Linked DNA regions of Homo sapiens: region 1 is linked to region 2. A link is a contact called in ENCODE Hi-C or POLR2A ChIA-PET data. All regions are on one chromosome and are shown on one strand. Each heading gives the region's core, a stretch centred on a gene start or an enhancer-like site at or near the end of the contact. The rest is flanking DNA. Distances are from core to core; before and after follow the strand shown. Region 1 has its middle 63 kb from the start of LINC02060. Region 2 holds the start of MEF2C-AS2 (MEF2C antisense RNA 2).

The links. Hi-C counts contacts between places; a loop is a spot of excess contacts on that map. ChIA-PET counts read pairs that join two places held with the same protein, here RNA polymerase II (POLR2A). Pooled maps may share reads with other maps.
Region 1: a loop to region 2 is called in a map of GM12878, with 2.1 times the contacts of the local background. The contact joins the enhancer-like site here to the promoter of MEF2C-AS2 in region 2. A Hi-C loop is called at or near these places in 6 of 168 maps with a recorded cell type or tissue (GM12878, OCI-LY7, PC-3 and 3 more), 17 of 37 single-sample maps with no recorded cell type and 15 of 50 pooled maps. POLR2A ChIA-PET finds 5 or more read pairs at or near these places in 7 of 52 experiments (A673, HEK293, HEK293T and 4 more).

Annotation. Positions count from the first base shown.
Region 1 is chr5:88,499,042-88,504,256 of GRCh38, forward strand. No RefSeq gene overlaps it. Among named protein-coding and RNA genes, the nearest start is that of LINC02060, 63 kb to the left of the region's middle. RefSeq lists enhancers at 3,090-3,239, 3,250-3,359. Within about 2 kb of position 3,515, at least 5 of the 41 ENCODE cell types and tissues checked have a DNase peak (open chromatin) inside an H3K27ac peak, as active enhancers do; they include GM12878, where a contact is called at or near this core.
Region 2 is chr5:88,674,540-88,679,242 of GRCh38, forward strand. MEF2C-AS2 (MEF2C antisense RNA 2) reads left to right here and starts at 1,679. Exons shown (of 4, transcript NR_146284.1): 1 at 1,679-1,724. The region is part of intron 1 of MIR9-2HG (MIR9-2 host gene); the gene reads right to left. RefSeq lists enhancers at 651-750, 1,188-1,753.

The sequences.
Region 1 (5,215 bases), core at 2,265-4,764, 170 kb before region 2:
TGTGCTTTAACTTGATGAATTACATGCTTGTAATAATCACTTATGTTTATTCTTAAATTTTTTCTGCCATTTGTGCTTGTTATTTGAATTATACAATTATTTAATTAAATACCACACATTAGTAAAATATGAGTGTGACAAGAATGAAAGGTGCTTGTATGGAAATGAAAAAGAGTATTTTGGAAAGACTTAATAAAGGTAAGTCTCTTGAAAAAGGTTTGCTAAGAGAGATGAAAGTGAAATATTTGCAAAGGGCAATGTTAAGAAGCCAGAAGAGTCTGCAGTCATATGGTTTCACCCATGCCTTTGCATTCTTGCTGCATGGAAAAACCCTGCACAAAGCATGATCTATTTGGTATTGCATGAAAGACAATATGGAAATCCAGTCAGCACACTCATCATTGAAGAAAAGTCCTGGCTAACAACAACAAAAATATTGGTCATTTTATATACATTTTTATTAAAAATTAAAAAGAATTTTAAATTACAATTAAAATTAAAAAGAACATTTAATTATTGTTTAAGATTCTTTGCTTTAACCAGCTCTTTTGATTTACCAGCTATAATAGCATGGCTTGATTATGCTGTGGTAGCAAACAACCCCCAAATCTCAGTGAACGATACGACAAATCTTTATTGCTTGCTCACCTTAAATCTGCAGGCTCTGAAACCTATCCTCCATGGGTAGCATCTGAAGCACTTACTGTATGAAGCATGTGTCATCCTGGGTCAATATGGAAAGGAAAGAGAAAACATGAAGAATCCCACGTAGGCATGTTAATGCCCCCTAAGATTGATGCACTTCACTTCTGCACATTACCCAAAGCAAGCCACATGACTAACCCTAAATTCAAGGAGGTAGAGAAGCGTAATCCTCCCGGGTGCCAGAAAAGGAGAAGAGCTAGAAAAACCAAGGAGCAGCAGTGGTGTTCACCACACCAACCTACTGTGCCAGGCATATGGACTACAAGGGCTTCTACTGAATCAAGTGAAGGAAGCTGAGGCAGAGAAATATACTTTTTTTTCTTTAAATAATTAAACATAAATATTTAAAATTGGTAACTTAGTGGCTATATTTTCAATGCTATTCTTTATTTCTGGGAGCTTGTAACCAATTAATTTAGTACTATATATACCTTATCTCGGGTCCAGCTTCTTTGACCTGAGACTACTTACAATAAACAACAGCTTCAGTCCAACAACTGGGTCATGGAGAAAGCTGGGGAGTAAGAAGGAGGTGTCCCTCTCTTGGCTGTTGTATTTTCAAAAGAACGCTTTGGTTAGCTGATAGATGGCTTCTTTATTAGAAGCAGTAATACCTCTAAGTTATCACTTTGTCTTCAGAAAGAGTAACAAATTGTGCCTATATTTAATTTTTTAAAAATTTCCATGAAGAATTGGTGTACTTTTCAATCTACTTATGATATGTTGTGAGTCATTAGAGGTAAATTATATAAATCAAATTATATTATAACCAAGTTATACTATAATATAAAAATGTCACGCTGGGGAGGTGTAGAGATCAAGTCTATTTACAGTGCTGAAGAAAAACCAACCACTTTTTCCTTTTCCGTTAGTCTAAGCAGCAGCCAAGTGTGATGGAGTTTGGAGGGATAGGAAGAGAGACTGTGTGGGTGGAAATAGCTTCTTGGGTGATTCTGATTGGCCCCTCTCTAGCTAAGGGCCTGGCAGTGGGCAGAAAAGTCACAGCACTTGGGAGAACATTGGCTTGACTACTTACTAATTGTATCTCAACCTGGAGCAAATTGCCTTCAGTCTTAGCCTCAGTTTCTTCATCCAATAAGCCTTTTATCTCATAGTGTTATATTAAAGATTATATAAGATAGTAGCCACAAAGAGCCTTAATGCTGTGCTTAAAAACTGGTTTGAAACATTGTAATGAATTCAGGGTAACAAGGGCTTAGTTACCACCAAAATCTTCAAAAAATAATCTGCAATTAAATCCAATATTTAAAATAACAAGAACAAAACACCTACTGCGTGTTTAGAATTTAGACTCATGTGTCTACTACTTAATTTCTACTGCCTGAAATTTTTTTATCCTTTGTGCGTATTGTGCTCAAAATTATAGAAAAGTAGTTTACAAACTGTGTGTCACTCCCCATTCACGGGTAATGAAGGAAATGTAGTAGGATGTGACAAGCATTTTTAAATGAAACAAATAGAATAGAAACAATCAGAACACATCGCATGGTTTCTTAGTAAGAATTGTGTACATTGTAATAAATGGGTCATGATTTAAATATATTTCCTATTGTACTTAAAATTTAAAAAAATTTAAAAAAAATAATAAAAATCTTGTGGAAAATACTCCTCTAGAACAAGCCCAAATGAAATCTGGTACATATTTCTATCAAATAAATCTGATTTTATTTCACTACCTTTTTAATGGAGAATAATAAAATATAAAATATTTTAGCCACCCACCCAGCCAACTTTTTCTTTAGTAATTCCTATATCATTATGTATCCTTTAGAGTGACTTTTACACAGCTAGTATGTCAAGAAAAGCAAACGTACATGATATTGGACAAGAAGTGGTTACACAGTACGTCCAAGTTACCGTTGCTTACAGGAGATTTAAAGGTGTTGCATAGGCACTGCCAAGGCACCAAAGAGACGGTGGATCCAATTAGATTTCCACCCTTCACAGGAGGGACTTGTCCCACTTAGGTGGCTTTAAAATGTCTTTCTATGTCACATAAAGAACAGAATGCAACAACAGAGGAGAGAAAACAGCTTGTCATAGAGACCAGAGGCACAGAGACTCTCTGAGCAGCAAAGTGAGTCCTGAGGCAGTAAAGCCTCCCTGGTTGTCCCTGACCATTTGGGACGAGGTCACCACCCCAGGATCCACAGATTGGGCCAGCATAGAGATGTTTCTCCGAAAGACATGACAGCAGAGACTGATCACCACATGCATTGTATAAACTTTGTAGATCATTGTACCTGATTGTTCAGAGTCAATCATCTGTAGTTCTCATTCCAGCCTTTAGTCATTCTCAAGAAATCAAGAAAATGTCATTTTTGTAATATTCTGAGTTCAAGAATCTCCCTACACATGGGAAACAGGTTACCCATACCAATTAAATCAGAATTTTGATGCCCTGTGTGGACTAAACCAGGGAAGCAGCCTCTTCTAAATCCTGCTTCAATGAGGCTTATGTCTGCATGGGTGTGCTACTCATTGAACACAAATATAAAGGTGCCACCAGACAAGGAGTTTTTCTGGTTCATCATTGCACTGCAGGATGCCATGAAGGAGTCACAGGCTGTGGCTTCCATGAAGCCCGTGACAAATTTAATACCCTATTACTTGTGTCGTCTGCACTAGCACTTCATTTGGTGACATCACTGGGTACAACTAAAGTTGAAATTTGTGTGACATTTTTGCAGGTGTTGCTTTTCACCAAAAATGTTATTTTACATAGTTTAGCCACAGTGCAGTGCTTTAAGTCTAGAACTAAACCTCAGGAAATCTAATGAGGTTGAAAAGAAAAGTGAAAGTTAACGGCTGCAGCTTTAACAAAGGCTCATCCTCCCTCCGGCTCTAAAGAGTCAGTAACTGAGTTCAGTAACTGAAAATTAAATTAGAAGAAATGCCACCTCTGCAGCTACAGCTACCTTTAGCATTAACAATAATATAGAATGGGATGGGGGTGGGGGGTTCTGCTCAATAGAGCCATCAAGAAACTTTCAGAGCCTTTAAACGGGATGGAATCTGCTCTTACCATGTTTTAAGCTTCCCTTGGTTTTATATTTTGCCCTCTCTCTAGCCTTCATTTCCCTCATAGCCATATCCTTGTCGTATTTTTTCTGTTCTCTCCTTTCTGCTGTTTTTTCCTCCATTGCAAGTCTTAATTTCCATTTTCTTCTCTTCCCCCACTGCCACATTTTTTTCCTTGATTCTCTGAGTTTGTTTTCCCTCCCCTACCATGTTTACATCTTTACAAGAATAATTTAACTGATGACAAGGTTTTTGTGATTTGCCCTGTTCAGAATCTGGGAGAAAACAGTTAAGGATTCTCCAGGGCATAAGGCTTTTGACTTTATCTGGTCACATCAAATGAACAGGAACCATTTTCTCAGGATCGTATTATCACAGTAAGTGATAAGGATGTGCAGGAAGAACTTACGAGCAGTGGCTCACATTTAAAAAAAAAAGGCTGGGGGGAGGAGTGGCAAGAAAGGAAAACATATTAGCCTTTGTCAGGCTCCTCCCCATTCTTCAAATAAGCATCTCTAAAAAACAATCAAGCAAGGTTGTCAATTTGGCCAAAAATCAGCAATGTTTTAATATAATAAGATAGTACTGCCACCCATTTACTTCTAAACAAATTGTGAAAGAACCTAACTATATTATATAGCTATAAAGAAATAAAGGCTATTTTATCATAATTTGATTATGCTACAAAGCACTATGCATAGCAATTCGTGGATCTAATTTTAGTAGTAATAATCTCTTGCCCTGTTATGTAAATGGAAAAAGACTTTCTACAGGCTTCAGATAGAGATAAGCTTAAGATCGAAAGCATGCAAAAGCCATGGTTCAATTACTCTAAAGTGATCTGCATCATATGTTACAGTACATCTTTCTGCCTTTGCACAAAAGCTCGTATCTGCTGCAAATTAGCCATCCTTTTCTAAATGCTACAGATGTCCTCTGAGAGTTAACTGATTCAAATTAAACCAAAATCCTGCAACTACAAAATAATAAGGGGCATTTAAAAATTTTTCAAAATGCTTTTCCCTTTCACGGTTTTCCCCAATTTTTGCACCGTGCCCCCACCCCCCCTTTATTTAAGAAAAGACAATTGAAACTTTACAAGTACAATTAGTTTTCACTCCCAGGCCAATCCATTTTGTGTAAGGATAAACTACCAGGATGATCCCTTTCCATGTTAAGTCTCCACAGGCCACAGAGATGCAAGCTCAGACCAGACTTCTCAGGTACTAGCCTGGCCCCCCAGCAGACAAAACTCTCACACACATCTTGGAATACAAGCCTCTAGAAATAGAGCACTTCACCAATCCTTATTCCCCAGTCTCTTTGGTTGCTCATCAAAATGAAGTTTAGAGTAATCCAAAAGTTAGCTACCCCCCGGAGCACCAGGGCTTCAGGGATAGCTGGAGCCACCCATTGGAAGTACCAGGCTTCCCTCTCAGCGGGCCCGTTCCCCTGCATCTCTCTACAA
Region 2 (4,703 bases), core at 429-2,928:
GGCGCTCAGCCCCGCCGGCGGCCCCTAGCTTTCCCGCCAAGTGCAGCCGGAGGACAGACAGCCATGCGTGTCCTTGGCGGGAGAGCCCCCACCCGCCGCGCGCGCCCGACCCCCGCGCACACGCACACACTCCCCTCGCAGGCGTGGGGCCCAATGGCCACGAACATGTCAGGAAAACAAAGCTGGGGCTGCGAGGTGGAACGATGAAACGGCACACTTGGCGGCCGAGGGCAGAGCGGAGAAGTCGCCACCACAGCCACCGGCGCCCCTTTCTTGCCTGCTCGTAGATCTGCCCTCCGGCCCAGAAGAGGCCGAGGACCATTTCTTAGCTGCCCCAGAGGAGGGGGCGAGCAGAGGAGGGGGCGGATGTGCACAGGGAGGTGCCAGCGGTCCGGTGCGCGGGCACGCACACGCCGGCGCGCAGGGCTGCCGCGGGCGGAAGGAGGGGAATGACAAGGCCTCGGCCGCGTCTCGGAGAGGCACTACCTCCGCGCTGAGGCCGCTGAGTTTCAAGTGCAAAACACCAGGCCAAATCCGGCAAGGCGGCGGCTACAGAATGGCTCACACTTCAAGCCTCCTTCCTCAAACAATCCGATGGGAAGGACCTGGCTGTTCAGGGGAAGCCTTTGCTGGCCTCTCTTTTTACATGGGGTGAAGTCGAACCCCAATCTAGGAGCCCTGGCCTAGATGGCTCCGCAGATGAGTCCCAGACGTGGCCATGGAAAGACTGATCTCTCTCTGCTCAGAGCGCCTGCCTCGGTGCTCACTAGCGCAAGCACCTCCCAACACACATACATACATACACACACACACACAACACAGCACTCCCATCACATTAAAACGCGCGCTCATGATCCTGCCGTTAATGAAGCCGAGGCGCATAATGAGTGCACAGGTAAATAGGTACCGAAACCAGAAGACTTCACCAGTCGGCTGGGCGATTTACCTCTCCCTACAGGGAGCACTTGTAGTTATCGTGTTTTAGGAGTGATTTGCTGTTGTCTGTGGTCTCTCGCTCCTCTTCTTGTGGAGAGAAGCCAAAAAATATATATGTTCCGTGGTCAGAGTCTTCTTTCTGATAAGCTACCCGAGCATTGGTCTAAAACATCTGTTTTATCTGTTGATTTTGGTTTGTTGTTTTGGGGAGTGTTGCTTTTCTGAGGGAAGCAAAAGAACGTGTGTGTGGTGGGGCTGGAAGCTCAGGGCAAGAGTCTGCGTGTGCGGCCGGAAGGCTGGCGAGTCTGAGAGCCGCGCGGTGCAGAAAGAAGGCGGCGGCTTGTCCTCCCCCGGGGCCGGCACTGGTCCCTTGGCACCCCGGCCTGGGCTCGGCTACTGCCGCCGCCGCCCGCGCTCTCGGGCTCCGCCGGCTGCCGCTCCGTGTTTTCCCCCATCCCGGCTTCACGTTCAAGGTTTAGCTGCGAGGTCACGTCCATTGACGTCAGCTCCCTGTCTCCCTCTACGTCCGGCTACATTTACATACATCAAGGAAATTAGGGCATTAAAAAAATATGCAAATCCTGCGCGAAGAGGAGCGGGTGCATTCCTGGCGCGATCGCCTTTTATTGAAGCTTTTAATTAAAGGGGCCAGTTGGCGAGCCCCTGAAACAACCGCCAAAACCCCCCAAAAGAGAAAAATAAACGCTGTAGCCTTCGAGAACGGTTGTTTCGGCTCCTGTTCTGTGGGCGGCTGAGGACCGCCGGCTGCCCGGCTCGGAGAAGAACAGGTTAGAGGAGGCAGCTCCAGCCCATGCATAATCAGGGCTCCGCGGCGCCTCCATTCTTTCCTCCTCCTCCTCCTCCTCCTCCTCCTCCTCCTCCTCCTCCTCCTCCTCCTCCTCCTCCTCCTCCTCTTCCACCTCTCCTCCTCCTCCTCCTTCTCCTCCACCTCCTCCTCCTCTTCTTGCTCTCGCTCCTGTTGGTTCCAGCGTGTATTATTTTTAATACTGATGCATATGTAAAGGTATATTTGCATTTTTTAATTTGCGAGAATTTCAGATTTTGTCATTTTATTGGTTCCCTTTCCCTCTTTTTTTTTTTGGAGGATTTTTATTGTTGTTATTTTATTATGTCTATGTGTCTCTCTTGTCCCTTTCTGTCTTTTTTGGCGAGTGTCTGCTGCTGTCTCTTGCTAGATAATATACACAGTTACCTCCCTGCTTCTGTTTATTTAAGGTTACAAATATGCACATCTGTCATGTATGCAATGCCAGCTGTATAACCTCCTGGTTTGGTCATAAAGGAAAATACACATTTTTTTTTCTTTCTTGACATACCTTGATGGGCTGTAGTGCCCATCGCTCAAGGCTCAAAGTTTGATTGTCTAATTAACTTCATATTAGCAGAAACACAGTTCGGGGCCAGTGCTTTCGAGATAATGTATGTATAAGTGAAGTGATTCCAAAGATTTCTAAATAATTTTTGTGCTGATTGCCTGAGAGGTGCGGCATTCCCCGCCCTATTGCTTTCTAGCATTTCTTATTGAAAAAAATATATATATTTTAAAATGGGTAGACACAGCAATGGACAGCCTTCTGCAAGGAAGACATTTTCAACCATGTTGTATGTTGTACCTTATTGGCTGCATTCAAAATTTACTGAGTTTCATTTTTATCTTAATATGGCTGGAAACAAGGCACATTATCTTGACTGAAAAGCATCCTTGATTCCTGACTTTGAAATGAAAGCAAATACACAAATAAAACAATTGGCTATATTAAACCAGTTGATGTGGCTTAAAATATACAGGCCTTGAGTTAGATTTCAAGCAATGGTAATCTTGTTTATAGGATCGGATTCTCTTTCTTGGCAATATAGCTATGCAGCACGATGGCTTTTTTCCACCTTTTAATTCCCCCAAGCTATCATTTAAAAAAGACTCAATCTATAATTGCAAACCCTGAAAGAACAGCAAGTATGCACACATGCAGCTTATTCAATTAAACAAGTCCAAGTACATGCACAGGTAATTAGTTTTCTTATGAATGACTTACCTGCACAGATACTCAGGCCAAGACTCAGCCCTCCCCAATGGCCTTCATGTATAAATATTCACATGTATTTCCCCCTATTTCAAACCTAAAGCGGTATGCCATCTTTCATGCTGGACTATCCAGCATCCATTTTCAGCACCCTTAACTCTTATGGAATTTCCAGCCTTACCTCTGGCTGTAGTTTTTCCAAGCCTACACCAAAGTGCTCATATGATATGTCACCCAATAAAAAGTGGTCAGATGGCTACACGTATGACATTAAAAAGCAGAAACACATTCATCCTTCAGGTTCGCCTTTACCTTGCCATATATAGCAAGATTACGTTTCCTAAAATACATTTTCAGCACATTTTATGAATAATTGCAGGATTCCACAACTGATTGCAGAATAGCCGGTTTCTGGGGGGCACCTGGCTGAGTGAAACAATTCGGCAGGCTCAAGGTCTCTTTGAGTTTGGCTGCAGTTAAATTGCGCGTGGCTGTTTGTTCCTGCCTGGACTCTCCCACATACCTGCCTACCTTTATGTAGGATCAGGACAAACACACCGGCCACGTTGCAGGGCATAGAGTGTCGGTGCATATATTTAGATGGCAGTAGCAAGGAACGCGTGCGTGTACGGCTGAGCATGCATGTGTGTACAGATGCGTGTGTATGTGCGCGCGCGCGCTATGTGACAAGGAACACAGAGAGGTACACCTCTTATCTCTGATCTCTCTGTAATCTCCTTTTCTGTTTCTAATCTCCCTTATTGGCGCATGGTAGTAACCCAAAGCGTGTGAACCGTCACCGTCGCTGCCGTGTGCGCGCTGTGGCTTACCCCGAGGGCCGGTGGCTCGGTGACTCGCTGGCTAGGTGGGTGTTGGGGAAGAGGGTGGGTAGCGTCGCTGCCGCTGCCGCCGCGGGTCCGGGTGCTCTGTCCCAGCCCGGCAGCCGAGCGCGCAGTGTCGGAGCCCCCTCCCACCCCGCCCTCACCCCCATCCTCCCCTCCCCTCCCTTCTGCGCCTCCCCCAACCCCCCGCCCCGCATTACCATATGGAGGCCGAGTCCCTGCGAATCACAGCAGCAGCGGGAGGTATTTGAATAAGCCCCGCAACCCCGCGCAGACCCCAACTCCTCCGAGAGCAGCATGCCCTGCACCAAGAGCCACCACTCTGGCCGGTAACCTGGCAGCGACAGACAACTCCCCAAAGTGCCCTGCGCGCGGTGGAGAGAGGGTCTGCTGAGGGTACTGGGTCTCCCACTTGCTACTTTTATATTAACTTGACATAGAATCAGACAATAAATGAGAGGAGAGAGAAGAGAAGAGGAAAGAAGAGACAGAAAAAGGGAGAGGCGCTGTAAAGGGGAGAGAGAAAACAGAAGCGAGAATGGGAGAGAAAAAGGAGAAAGAGAACCCAAAGGGTTGAGTTAAAGAGAGAGTAAAATGGGGACCGGGTGGGGAAACGGTGGGAGGGGGAGAAATACCCAAATATCTGAATTTGGACTTCTCAAGCTAAAAATACCACCTCACTGAACTTCACAACCTCCAATGAGACACGTGTTTCTCCCCTCACCACCACGTCACCGAATGATTAATTTGCCGTCTCAATCAGAAATAATTATTTAGAATTGTATAACAGATATAGGACTTAGCAGAAAGAAGCTCATTTTATGAAACATAGCGAAAAATATATGACATTTAAAGATGATGTTGGCTACCTCACGGTAAAAAT